Regions from separate parts of the Homo sapiens genome. Here all the other regions are linked to region 2. The links are chromatin contacts, found by Hi-C or POLR2A ChIA-PET in ENCODE. All regions are on one chromosome and are shown on one strand. The core of a region is the stretch at or near the end of the contact, and the rest is flanking DNA. Distances in the headings are between cores, read along the strand shown.

Region 1 (2,700 bases), core at 194-2,693, 860 kb before region 2:
CATTGGCGCAATCTTGGCTCACCGCAACCTCCACCTCCTGGGTTCAAGTGATTCTCCTGCCTCGGCCTCCCGAGTAGTTGGGATTACAGGCACGTGCTGGCTAATTCTGAATTTTTAGTAGAGACAGGGTTTCTCCGTGTTGGTCAGGCTGGTCTCGAACTCCTGACCTCAGGTGATCCACCCACCTTGGCCTCCCAAAGTGCTGAGATTACAGGCGTGAGCCACCAAACCCGGCCCAGAATTTACTTTTTAAGGCTGAATACTATTCTATTGTATGTATACACCACATTTTGTTTGTCCGTTCATTCGCTGATGGACACTGAGGCTGTTTCTGCCTTTGGCTATCGTGACTAATGCTGCTGTGAACATTGGTGTGCAAATATCCAAGTCTCTGCTTTCAGCTCTTCAGGGTATATGCCCAAAAGTGGAATTGCTGGATCATATGGTAATTCTGTCTTTAGTTTTTTTTAAGGAACCATCATACCTTTCCATAAGGAAACACCATGGATTTGTTTTTAAATACAATTTGAAGCCGCTGTAGTGACATGATCTGATTTATGATTTTTAGAGAGAATTTTACTTCTCACAGTAGCTGCCGTGTCAAGAATAGATTGAGGAGAGTGGTATAGAAGGCAGAAAAGCAGTGACTGTGGGGATGAGAGAGAGAGCTGGCAGTACCTGCAGATGTGCTGATTGTGGAAGGGGACAGCAGGGGGGATTCTAGCATGACTTCCAGGTTAGAGCAGCTGGAGGGATGCTGGCACCGTGTACTGACGTGAGGGAGACTGGGGGGCAGATTTGCAGGGGAAATTCAGAGCCTGTTTTGGGCATATGTTGAATTTTCCATTTTGTTCCACATCCAAGTGAAGATGGCAAGGTCAGGAAGGAATCCCTGGGAGCCATCTGCATGATACTTCAGATCATGGAACTGAGTGCGGTGTCTGTGTTGGCATCCCAGGGGTCTTGTGGACTTGAGTTGTGAGGAGTGAAGCTGGTTGGGGTGGTGGGGTGTTGAACCTAAGTTGGAAGGCTGTCACGGCGGGGACATGAGTGTGTGGCTGGGCTCACCGGTACAGCTATGCTCAGCTCCAGTCTCCTCAGTTCTGGGTCTGTCCAGTAGGTCTGGGGGTGGAACAGGTGGAGTATCACGAGGGGCATTGCTTAGGGGAGTTGTCTCCCCAGAAGGGCTTGAGGCCAGAGGCTGGAAGCCTCTCAGGCTGAGAATCCCTGGGTCTGGCCTCACCAGACTGGAAGGAAGGCGTGGGAGAAGGGCTTTGTAGTGCTCGGGGCCCCCCCTGAGGTTCACAGCTCAGTGCTTCACTGTCTCTCACCACAAAACCCACTTCCTATGATGTTTTGTCCGTGGGTTATCTCCACTACCGTGAACTTCCTGTGCGCAGAGCTGGGCAAGCTCTCGGGGAAACACAGCAGCCATGCTGAGGAGCCTGGGCTTCCTCCCTCCTTCCTGTCAGGGCCAGCACCCGGGGCTGCAGGTGCACTATGAGTCTCAAAGGGCAGGACCCAGACCAGGCCCCTCCCTTCCCAGAACAGCATCTGGCACCTGGCAGCACATTGACAGACATTTGTGGAGTGAGTGCTGGGCTGAGGCTGCTGCATGAGGCTGATTTTGATTCCTGAGGTCCTGGCCCCCAGAGATAAGAGGCCTCATTCCTGGAGTTAAGTAAGATACAGCCCCCTCCTCAGATGACTGCCTGAAGAATCCATTCATAAATGAGCGCCATGTCATAATCACCTCACCTGTCTGTCCAGTAGGATTGAAGAAGGAAAAAGTGGGCGGGGCGTAGTGGCTCACGCCTGTAATTCCAACTCTTTGGGAGGCCGAGGCGGGCAGATCACTTGAGGTCAGGAATTCGAGACCAGCCTGGCCAACATGGTGAAGCCCCATCTTCACAAAAAATACAAAAAATTAGCGGGGCGTGGTGGCAGGTGCCAATAATCTCAGCTACTTGGGAGGCTGAAGCAGGATAATTGCTTGAACCCAGGAGGTGGAGGTTGTGGTGAGTCGAGATTGCACCACTGCACTCCAGCCTGGGCGACAGAGTAAGACTCTGTCTCCAAAAAAAAGAAGAAAAAAAAAAAAAACATGGAAAAAAAAAGAAGGAAAAAGCTGAAATTCCAAATTATAGAGACTTTCCTTCTCCTAGGCGCCACTCTCCAGGACAGTGACTAAAGAACAGCTTCAACAAACCCCTTTCTCTCCCTTTCCCTCCCGGGATCTCACACACAGGGAAATGGCAAGGCCTTGGGTGACTGCGAGAGGAAGCAGAGACCACCTTGAAACTCGGGTGCATTAAGTCCTTGGCCTTCTCATCTTAATCTGCTCCAGAATAAAAAAATTTAAAAAAAAAAGTCCGTGGCCTCACTGGTGGTCAAGAGACCACCTTGAAACTCAGGTGCATTAAGTCCTTGGCCTTCTGATCTTAATCTGCTCCAGAATTAAAAAATTAAAAAAAAAAAAAATTCCATGGCCTCACTTCCCCTGGAGGGAGAAGGTGGGGAGTCCTCACATGCAGACTGGCTAGGATCCTGCTGCTGCCCTTTGTGCTTCTGCCACCCTGGGCTAGTCACTTTGAGTCTTACTTTCCCCATCTATAAACACTGGGGACAATACTCCCTGTTTCATAGAGTTGTTAACTATCATAGAGAAGATTAAATAAAGAAGTCACCATGAAGACACCT
Region 2 (2,701 bases), core at 30-2,529:
AGAATATGCAACTCTGGAGACACAATCAAAGTACTGGTATCAAGCTTGGAGAAAATGCTGCTTTTGTCTCAGGGGCAGCCAGTGATAAAAACAGGAACTTTACACAGAACTGATCACAACTGCCCCAGAAGCCTGATCACATGCCCACAACGGAGCACTGTGTTTCTCTCATTGTTGTACAAGGAGTTCTCTAATAACAGTGGCTTGATTTATCCCATTTTTTTTTTTTAATTCTGAAAATAAATCGAACCCTCCCTGTCCCAATCCATTGTCAAAAGAAAGAATGCCAGCCAGGATTTGCAAGTAAACGGTAGCCTCCTCTCCTTCCTTCATCAAAGACTCCAAAAGGTGACCAGATGCGGAAAATTCGGCCCGAATAACAGGCACCAGGAAAAAAAAAAACTTCTTATGACAAAGGTGGTCTAAAAGCAGCACCGTGTGTCTCTCTGGGTTAATGCCATTGCTTCTTATCTTCCTAGGACCCTAAATGGCTCACCCGCTTGTGTCTCACTCCTGTCACTGGGGAGGCATCGCGCATTGTTAAAGGAAAGAGAAGAAATGATGCTGCGGATTTCCCATGTGTCTCTTTTTGAAAGGGGGAAGGGGGGGCTGGAACAAGGCGTGGAGCCCTCCACGAAAAGGGGAGAGGAAAGGAGAAAGCTGTCAGCCACCCTCCTCGCAGCCCTACCCCTCACCCCACCTGGGCCAGACGCCTGGGCAGAAGCGGGAGGGCGCAGCTTTGTCTCGGGTTTTGGGGGGCAGGAAGCGCAGAAGCAGTGTGGGCCCGGGAGGACCTTTCCACAAGCCCTTACTTAGTCCCCTCCATGGGAAAACAATGAAAGCCACAGGAAACCACTTAATGGGGTGGGAGAGGAGGGAAAACGGTCGTGGAGCGCCAGGCCAGGTTCTCTACACCCTCGTCCCCCTCGCCGCACGGCCGCCAGAGCGCGCGGCGGGGACCTGTCTCCCAAGTCGCCGCGATCCGCAGGGCCCCGGGCGCCCTCTCCCCGGCCCGGCTCCTACCCTCCGAGAGCTCCAGCTCCAGCTCCGCCAGCTGCGCCCGCACTTCAGGCGGCAGCGCCGCCACCGCGGCCGGCGACGGCTCCAGGCCTCGTTCCGCCATCCCAGCTCCGCCAGCCACACTCCGGAAGACAAGAGAGGGGGCCGAAGGAGGGACGGACAGACACGGGCCCACACCCGGCTACAGGATCCGGCTCCGGCCGCCGAGCACCACCAGCACCGCCGCCGCCGCCGCCGCCGCCATGAGCAAAGGTCACGTGAGCGCGACGGCCCCCGCCCCCCGGCCAGGAGGACGCACCGCCTCTCCAGCCCAGTCAGGCTGAAGACGCATATGCTTACGGCGCCCTCTACTGGGAAGCTACCAGAACGACGGGCCCAAGCCCACCACTCGAATTTCCCTGCGCGAAATGGGCTCATGGTATGGACTGTCGGCTTTACCACAGTAGTGTGGACACATAGCATTTACCTTTCACTCTCGAGCAAGTTTTTAGGGGTCCCAGGCCTTACTTTTTCCAATACTAGACTTAGCAATGTATGTCTATCGTGTCCTTTACTCCATTTTCCCTGATTAATACCTGCCCATTTATAAAAACCTAATCACAGGCCACCTCCTTCGCTGTGGCTCCTGGTCCTATCTGCCAGGAGCTCTGTTTCCGTTTCAGTTTTAGCTTTTAAAAAGACAGGCGCGGTGGCTCTCGCCTGTAATCCTAGCACTTTGGGAGGCTGAGGCTGGTGGATCACCTGAGGTTAAGAGTACCAGGCTAGCCGACCGGGCGCGGTGGCTCACGCCTGTAATCCCAGCACTTTGGGAGGCCGAGACGGGTGGATCACGAAGTCAGGAGATCGAGACCATCCTGGCTGACACGGTGAAACCCCGTCTCTACTAAAAGTACAAAAAATTAGCCGGGCGTGGTGGCGGGCGCCTGTAGTCCCAGCTACTCGGGAGGCTGAGGCAGGAGAATGGCGTGAACCCGGGAGGCGGAGCTTGCAGTGAGCCAAGATCACGCCACTGCACTCCAGCCTGAGCGTGAGCGCGAGACTCCGACTCAAAAAAAAAAAAAAAAGAGTACTAGGCCAGCCTGGCCAACATGGTGAAACCCCGTCTCCAATAAAAATACAAAAATTAGCCGGGCGTGGTGGCGGATGCCTGTACTCCTAGCTACTCAAGAGGCTGAGGCAGGAGAATCACTTGAACCCAGGAGGCAGAGGTTACAGTAAGCTGAGATCGCGTCATTGCACTCCAGCCCGGGCAAGAGAGCAAACACTCCGTCTAAAGAAAAGAAAAAGACAATAGAGAGCAGGTCCACTTCTTTCTTTCTATACTTCTAACTACTTACAAGGAGGGAACTTACTTTAACTCATCCTCCTCACTCTGTGGCCTAATAGGTGTTCCAAAAACATTAATTTTAATTTAATATGAAGAGGGTCCAAGGCTAGGTGCAGTGGCTCACACCTATGATCCCAGCACTTTGGGAGGCCAAGGTGGGCGGATCACCTGAGGTCAAGAGTTCGAGACCAGCCTGGCCAACATGGCGAAACCCCGTCTCTACTAAAAACACAAAAATTAGCCGGGAGTAGTGGCACATGCCTGTAATCCCAGCTACCTGGGGGAGCTGAGGTAGGAACGTCGCTTGAACCCGGGAGGCCAAGGTTACAGTGAGCTGAGAACATGGCGGCTGCG
Region 3 (2,844 bases), core at 296-2,795, 670 kb before region 2:
GTAAGACGGCAGGTTTAAGCCTGGAGCCTTCAGAGAGATGCCTGTGGCTGAAACACCCCATACCAGCACAACATGTTGCCATCTTCATGTCAACTTCTCTCTTTTTCTTGGTTCTCTTATTCCTTTTTCATTCCTTTTTAAATTCAATAAACATGTTTAAAAGTCCTGTTGAAAGCAGGAACTATAGTAGGAGATATTTAGAACGCAAGCCTGAAAAAGACCTATTCCTTATTCTTTAGATCAATCTAGTGAGAGAGGCAGATATATACAAAAGTATAAGTCAAGGCAGATTTTAAAAAATTCAGCAACGGAATACAACAATGAACCAAGACTTTCACATAAAGGCAATGTCTTGTAACGAAAAATGCCAGGCTTTGGAATCAGCTCTGAAGCTGGCATGTCAATTTAGCTCCGGCCAATTTAAGGGCTTAGCCTTGGTTTCTTACTGATAAAATAAGAGTCATTAAATTTAGCTTTATAATTCTAATTCCAAGATCGCTTTGAGGACTACTCATAGTGTAATAAAGTTCCTAGCAGTAGTTGATACTTAATAAACAATGGCCATTATTACTCAATCCTCAAAGGAGGAAGGTGGAGCAGATAAAGTTACTCCCACTCCCGTTTACAAACGAGGAAGCTAAATCTGTGACATTAAGCAATTGTTCTGAAGACACCAAAGTAGCAAATGAAGACGCCAGCCTAAACTCTGATTTTCAGATCTTTTAAATTCCAACACCCCATACCAGCACAACAACCTTTTAAAAACCACTGTTTTTTTTTTTTTTTTTTTTTTTTTTTTTTTTTTTTTTGAGACGGAGTTTCACTTTTGTTGCCCAGGCTGGAGTGCAATGGCGCGATCTCGGCTCACTGCAACCTCCGCCTCCTGGGTTCAAGAGATTCTCCTGCCTCAGCCTCCCGAGTAGCTGGGATTACAGGCCCGCGCCACCACACCTAGCTAATTTTTGTATTTTTAGTAGAGACGGGGTTTCTCCATGTTGGTCAGGCTGGTCTTGAACTCCCGACCTCAGGTGATCCGCCCGCCTCGGCCTCCCAAAGTGCTGGGATTACAGGCGTGAGCCACCGCGCCCGGCCTAAAAACCACATTTTTACTGATCTCATGCTTTTCTGTTCAAATGCATTAGAGAGGATGCCGAAGATAAAATGAATATACAGGGAAGTGGGACTTATGCAGGGTCTTGACCTCCGGAGAGGTGAGTTTAAGGAGACAGGAGTATGGGCAGGAGCAAGCGCACACACGTAAGGAGCGTTTGGGAAGCCGTCAAGAGTCCGCCAGGGGTGGAGTGGGTTCATAAGGCTAGAAGAAGGGCTCCTTCCATGGCTCAGGGTGACGACTTGATGGGTAGCGAATACCAGAACTCTGGTAACTACACGGATACACGTTTAAACCCGGACACTTGCACGCCGGGTCCTCCCCGTGATCGCCCAGCCCATCTCGGGGGCAGAGCCGTGGCGCAGCCCGCCTATCATCGCTGCCGAGACTGACGCGGTCTCTTCTTTATAGGCGAACGACAGCGTGACGTCATGTTCGCCGGGCAGGCGAGGAAAGAGGACGCCATGATTGGTTGGCGCTGGGGCGGCGGACGGTGGAAGGGCCTGGCGAGTCTAGGTTTTACGCCTGTGCTGGACTTTCTCCTTCCATGTTTCCAGGCCGTGGGGGGCTACAGAGGGCGAGAAGTCGGCTCAGCGGAAACCTGGATTTGGTTCTAAGCCGTGGGGTTGAGAAGGGGTGACCGGAAGTGATCGTGGGACTGACCGGAAGCGAGGCCTGGAGGGGAAAGAGAGAGCGAGACCTGGGAGGGAGGGGGCCTCCAGCAGAAAGGGGCGGGGGAAAAGGTGCAAAAGCAGCGTGGGAGCGCCGGGCTGGCTTCCTGCGGCTGCTGCTGGTCTGACTGGGAAGCAGCAAGCCACCACTACGAACTCTCAAGAGGAGTGGGAGTGCGGGAGTCCAGAGCTGCCTCTGGGAAGTCTGCAGTAGTTGAGCAAAGGGGTCCTCACGTTCCTGAGAGCTGGGCAGGGGGGATTTTGGAACCTGGGGCAGCCAAGAACGAGCAGCCAAGGGTACGGGAGATTAGTTGTGCACAGAGCAGTGCTGGTCGGGCTTGGGGGTGGCTGGTGGGCACTGCGTGGGAAACCTTGGTTTGTAGTTTTCTTGGTTTGCGTTACTCCTGTTGGGTAGAATTACCCTCCGCGCCTTTGTACAAGACACGGTGTCTCCTGGGGCAAGGAAGGAGCCAGGATGGCCTGGGCTCTGAAGCTGCCTCTGGCCGACGAAGTGATTGAATCCGGGTTGGTGCAGGACTTTGATGCTAGCCTGTCCGGGATCGGCCAGGAACTGGGTGCTGGTGCCTATAGCATGAGGTGAGTGAGATTTTCCCAGACCCTACACCTTCTGAATAACAAAGGCGGATAGACACTAAGAAAAGGGGTTGAGTGGGAAGGAGGTGTATAGAGTTTTAAAAAGCTGTTTACGATTGGGGAAAAGGGACTTGTTCTTTTGTCGCTTTGAGTAGTTAGTGTTGTGGAAGAAATGGAAAAAGCGATTGTAGGCGATATGAAGCCTGTGCAGAATCAGTGGAAGAAGGAAGTGGTCCCTGATTAGTAACCAGATGAATGTTGAGAGGCTTTTGTGCCAATGTGGGAGACTTGGGGACTGATGGTGTATGTGTGGGTAAGTCTGACGTTGTGTGAAGAAGGGTTACATATAGCATAGGAATGGTATCTAGGAAGTTGGGAAATTGGGAGCTGGTGCTTAATGATGAATATTGGTTCGTTTCTTGTTGGAAAGATATGGAAGTCCTTGATGAAGAAGTCCGTACAGCTCTA

Evidence for each region. Hi-C counts contacts between places; a loop is a spot of excess contacts on that map. ChIA-PET counts read pairs that join two places held with the same protein, here RNA polymerase II (POLR2A). Pooled maps may share reads with other maps.
Region 1: a loop to region 2 is called in a pooled map, with 2.8 times the contacts of the local background. The contact joins the enhancer-like site here to the promoter of DIP2B in region 2. A Hi-C loop is called at or near these places in 2 of 168 maps with a recorded cell type or tissue (chondrocyte and mammary epithelial cell), 1 of 37 single-sample maps with no recorded cell type and 10 of 50 pooled maps.
Region 3: a loop to region 2 is called in a map of natural killer cell, with 7 times the contacts of the local background. The contact joins the promoter of TFCP2 here to the promoter of DIP2B in region 2. A Hi-C loop is called at or near these places in 1 of 168 maps with a recorded cell type or tissue (natural killer cell), 1 of 37 single-sample maps with no recorded cell type and 9 of 50 pooled maps. POLR2A ChIA-PET finds 5 or more read pairs at or near these places in 1 of 52 experiments (activated T-cell).

What each region holds. Positions count from the first base shown.
Region 1 is chr12:51,367,799-51,370,498 of GRCh38, reverse strand. All of the region lies in intron 4 of GALNT6 (polypeptide N-acetylgalactosaminyltransferase 6), which reads left to right. Among named protein-coding and RNA genes, the nearest start is that of GALNT6, 22 kb to the left of the region's middle. RefSeq lists an enhancer at 1,024-1,173. Within about 2 kb of position 1,443, at least 7 of the 41 ENCODE cell types and tissues checked have a DNase peak (open chromatin) inside an H3K27ac peak, as active enhancers do.
Region 2 is chr12:50,503,563-50,506,263 of GRCh38, reverse strand. DIP2B (disco interacting protein 2 homolog B) reads right to left here and starts at 1,279. Exons shown (of 38, transcript NM_173602.3): 1 at 1,024-1,279. The coding sequence starts at 1,123. RefSeq lists a silencer at 867-976.
Region 3 is chr12:51,171,836-51,174,679 of GRCh38, reverse strand. TFCP2 (transcription factor CP2) reads left to right here and starts at 1,545. Exons shown (of 15, transcript NM_005653.5): 1 at 1,545-2,379. The coding sequence starts at 2,258. It overlaps LOC124902933 (a long non-coding RNA gene), which reads right to left and starts at 125. Exons shown (of 2, transcript XR_007063307.1): 1 at 1-125. RefSeq lists enhancers at 1,223-1,272, 1,365-2,112, 2,213-2,262.